Regions from separate parts of the Homo sapiens genome. Here region 2 is linked to region 1. A link is a loop called in an ENCODE intact Hi-C map of the cell type or tissue named here. Cell type or tissue: gastrocnemius medialis. All regions are shown on one strand.

The links. A loop is a pair of places that touch in the nucleus more often than their neighbours do. Peaks named below come from ENCODE experiments on the same cell type or tissue, not always from the same donor. Only the 100,000 strongest peaks of a DNase experiment are listed, where the experiment ranks them.
Region 2: it touches region 1 in a loop (3-fold over the local background); 12 of 110 quality-filtered maps call a loop at or near these places.

What each region holds. Positions count from the first base shown.
Region 1 is chr13:61,133,476-61,135,975 of GRCh38, forward strand. No RefSeq gene overlaps it. Among named protein-coding and RNA genes, the nearest start is that of MIR3169, 65 kb to the right of the region's middle. In gastrocnemius medialis, no CTCF peak of the experiment used is centred here; no DNase peak of the experiment used is centred here.
Region 2 is chr13:61,409,786-61,412,285 of GRCh38, forward strand. PCDH20 (protocadherin 20) reads right to left here. Exons shown (of 2, transcript NM_022843.4): 2 at 1-2,500. The coding sequence ends at 1,458. Among named protein-coding and RNA genes, the nearest start is that of PCDH20, 4.8 kb to the right of the region's middle. In gastrocnemius medialis, a CTCF peak has its summit at 1,097 (motif pointing left); no DNase peak of the experiment used is centred here; H3K27me3 peaks cover 331 bases.

The DNA.
Region 1 (2,500 bases):
TATCTTCTACCATTCATTTACTTGTCATGCTTTTATTTTTATTTTTCCACTCCCATTTGAGATGATGCTACCAATTACTTTCTGGAAATGAAAAAGGTAATAGACTTTTGAATTTCTGAAGAACCTATCATAATTTTATTTCATATTAGCATTATGTCAACCTTTGTTGATTAAGGAGTATAGACATGTGGGAAAATCACTCTTTTATAAGTATTTCTTAAACTGAGATACTCATTCTCAAAACATTTCAGATTCTTATAATTAATATGTCAAATTTGCCAGCTTAATTTGAGAATGCCAGCTTAATTTGGGCTGGCATATATGGAATATTACTTACAATATTCTGAAATATCTATAGGTGTCAACTCTGTAATAATCATGTTATATATACCTGATTTAAACTTCATAAAACCAAAAACAAAAATTAGAAAAAAAATTCATATATCAACTTTTGGGATGAGTGCTATCATCTACCATTGCCGGTGAGGAAACTTGCTGAGAAGTTACATGTTCTCAAACTCACATAGCAGTAAGGGGCAGAGTCAGGATTTACATACAATTCTCTGTACCTGTAACACACACACGCAGTGTGCGCACATGCACGCACACACACACACACACATTCTCTTTCTCTGTGTCTCTCTTTCTCTCCTTCATATATTACATTGCATCGTCATCCAAAGTATTGCAATATCACTATTTTTGTGGGTAAGGTTTCAATAGTGCTGAACTTAGGGATGATAAGAGAATGCCTAGAGATGCATTTTTCTCAGTCTTTTGAAATTTGTAACTGCATATCATTATTGAGAACTGCATGTGGGAAATACATGAAAAGTATATTATCTTTTAATTCGTTATGCCCATGCATTCTCTTCTCCATACATAATTATGTGTGGACACTAGTGATTTCATTAGGACATGGTAGGATTATGAAACAATGTAATTTTATAACCTACATCTCTTTTGATAGTGTTTAAACAAAAGTGGAAGGCTATATTTTACTTTTCTGACATAGCATTACTTTCATATTTTATCATATAATATATATAAGGTTTTTTTCCCAAAGGGATTGATAATATAAATAACATCTTTGAAAATATATTCATCCCCTAGTATTTTGTGGTTAGATTTTTTTTTTGAAATTTCGTTTCCTAAATGGATGTTTATTTTTCTATGAAACTTTTTGCAGACAATCTTTTAAAACTAGTTATTAAAGGAGTTATAGTGTTTTTAGCTGTTTTAAACCAGTGAAAGATGATTATTACTGAGGAAAGATGGGATAGGTGAGCTGAGGGAAGGAGATGTGGTCCCAGAAGCCTCCTTTGGATAGGAATGAGGATCAAATGATAAATCTTGAGTACAAAATGAGCTGATTCTTGTCCCTGATGGCATACTCCAGGGGACAAAGAAAGGGCTCTGGACTTTAATGTGTGGAGGGGTTGGAATCAAGAATGCTGATTGGGTAAGTGAGACTTCTGGGCACTATGAGTTGCCCACATTACAATAGTTGGGCCATCTAGGCATTTATTCTTTCATTCAGTACATATTTACCAATCTCAACTTTGTACAAGTCAGTTAACTAAACCTAGGGGATTTAATAATGACTGAATTAAACATGGCCCCAAATATCATGAGCTTTTAGTTCATTAGAGGCTAAAAATGAATAAAACACCACTGTTAACATAGATAAATATCAGTGTGATAAGTATGATGACAGGGATTTGATTGGATGGGATATTATGAGATTTTCAGTTTCTAAAGGCTGAGGGCCCACTGAAGTTCTAGATGAAGTTTCTCTCTGGAAATGGGTTGGGTAGCTCACAGTAGAAACTTGATATTTGTAAACATCATGGGTGAGAAGATTTGGGCCCATAGGAGGAGTTTTGGAAAATAGGATTCTCATAGGCCATAGATGCCAGGATAGAAAAACTAAAAACTATCCAACACTGAGTGGAATGGTACTGAGGAAGTGCATTGGGTGAAAAGTGAGGGATGTACTCTGAAAGAATATTCTGGATACAGTGTAGTGGATGGAGTAGAAGAAAGTAGAAGAGAGGCAGAAGAACCAGATGAAAATTAATAAAAATGTTGCCTCTCATTGCTTACCAGGTATATCAGTGTGTGTTTATTTGCACAAGACACTACCTCTAAGATGCTGGTTATAGGAATAGGGTTTGCATTAATGTCAGAGGAGGTGGGAGAGCAAAGGTCTGAAACAGTGAAGCAGAAATGGTTACGAATAACTTCTTAAAGCAGGCAGAAAATACAGAGTTTGTGGGGAATTCCAAAAAGTCATCACTGACCTCTGCAATCATACATTGAAATTTCATGGTAAGGTTGGTGTAGCTGCTGAGGATGACCTATGTGGCCTCCTGAGAATAATGTTTCTAGTTTACTTCACCTTCTAAACTTTGCTTGAATTATGTGCATTTGCAAACTGTAACCCAGAACATCAAAGCAAATGGTTGTGGTATTAAGGTGAAAACATGCGCTCTAACAC
Region 2 (2,500 bases), 280 kb after region 1:
AACAAATGACAGGCACTTCAGTGAAATAACAAGCCCATGTTCAAATATAAAATGCTAAAAGTGAGAAAGAAATTATGAAAATATATACCTTTAATTTGCAGACATATAAACACTTTTGGTACAGTACAGATGCATGATGCCAAAAAGTAAAATGATCCAGTTTAAGCTAACACATTCCTTGTTTATACAGATTATTTTGCTATAGCTCTCATATAAAATAATATTTCCAGCTCACACAATGAATTGAAAGTGATAAATCACTGATGAAATAGCTTTCTTCATTGCAAGAGATTCAGTAAAAGCTAAATTATCAAAGAAATCTGCTGCAGGGCTTACAAATAAACTGTTGGATTTAATCCAAAACCAAAGAAAGGAAGCCAGAAATGGTAGTCAACAAACCTAAACAACAACAAAAAGATAAGTACAGTATAACTTTCATATAAAAGGCCCAACTAAAACAACCAGTAGTGTACACAAGCCTCTAGAAGAATTCACTTTTAATATGATTTCTATTTTCTTATGTGATGGATGATTTCAAGCCTATAAAAGTCTAATATATAACCCAAGTATAAAGTACGACCAACAAGTTGTGAAAGCACTAAAATGTCATGAATGCCTATGAAGCAACTAAAGATTGAAGCATTTCTTTGCTTCTGGCTGTTTTTCTTGGGCACAATATCTAGTTACATTTCCTGTAATGAAGAATATATATATGTATGTATAAATCTATTTCCCTTGTAATAATAACAAGTGCAGTGGTAAAGCAAACAGAAAGCAATTCGAGTACACAGAAAGTGGAATACTCTTCAGCAGGCTGAATCTGTAACACAAGGCAATGATTTTATCCTTGCTAAAAAGGAATTGCACTTCTTTTTAATGCCTTCTCTTTCACACTATATATGCACTTATGAGGTAATAAACATTCTGTTTACAAGTGCATTTCTTTTTTTATCATATGTTTAAATAGGGTGAAATTTAATTTACTTTAATTTCATATTTGTTTAATGTTAAAAACAATATATTTAAAATATACTCTTTCATTAATTTCATGTACAACTGCCAAGTACAATACCCCAGTTTCCTGCAAAGGAGCAGCTGATGCCCTCTTGTGGTGACAGGAATTTTTAGATAAAAATTTGTTCCATTTTTCTTACCTTACTCCCAGGTTTTATCAATCATCTGCTTGGTGTATGAAAGCTGCAAACCATGTCCAAGCTTTTTTTTTTTTTTTAAATACAAGTCCTATAGCTGTTAGTACTAATTTTCACTTAAAAATGCTGTACACATTTTATAACCTCTGAATTTAAATTTAAAAACCTGTAAACAGCTATTTACAATATAGAACAAGTTATAAATTAGTTGTCCTTCATTGGAACTGCCATCAACACACTCTTTTTTAGGTGATGAAGATCCAAAGTCAGTTAAAACATTTCTCTGTGTTATTCCACCATGAAATATCAAATATTAGAAATATCCATTGGCTTTCTCTCTCGCATATGCAAGTCAATTTTTCCTTTCAGTGGAATCTGTACTTCCAAATTTTCATCTTCCCTGGGATGCTTTTCCCCTTTCCTTAAACAGATGTATATGCCCATCCCTGTGACCAGTGTGATGGAACCCAAGCTTATTACAGACAGAGCTACTAAGGTGGGCATACAAGACACAGATTCTACCTTCCTATGAGTCGGTTCTATTGAGATTTGTGGTTCTTTCTCCTCTATATTAATCTCTGGTTCTTTTCTTAAAAGACTCTCAATGTAACTCTCATTACTGACAGTGTCATTGACAAATAGGTTCACCATGACTGTGGAGTGGAGAGGCTCGGGATAACCATGATCACTCACTTTCACCAGTAAGCGATGGAGCCCATAATCTGTCTGCAGCAATGCCTCTTCCAAAGTAATGTTGCCAGTTTTAGGGTCAATCCTGAAGGACTCAGGCCTAGGACCTCTTCTCCCTATGATGCTGTAAGCTATGACAGCATTCATGCCTGTGTCTTTGTCGACAGCATAGACTTCTGTAACCGGGGAGCCTGGCAGAGTAGAAGGCAGTACTAACAGATAAGACATATTAGACTGAGGAAACAAAACAAGAGGAGGGTTGTCATTGATATCTAGAAGGAGAATTGTGATTTTTGCTGTAGAGGAGAGGGCAGGCTCACCCCCATCAACAGCTTCAACCCACAAAGTATAGGAGCTTTGCTGCTCTCTGTCCAAAGAGACTTTAGCCCTCAGCATACCCTTTCCTGTATCTATGACAAAAATATCACTCTGGTTCACCACAGAGAGGGCGACCCATCCATTTCGTCCAGCGTCAGCATCTGTTACACTAATTACTCCAATCTCACCATAGCCTGGAAAGTTTTCAGGCACAAAAAAGCTGAAGTCCTTGTTGATAAACCGAGGACTGTTGTCATTTTTATCCAACACTGTGAGGGCCACAGTGGCTACTGATTCTCTGGGTGGCTTCCCACAGTCAACAGCTCTGACAGTGTATCTGT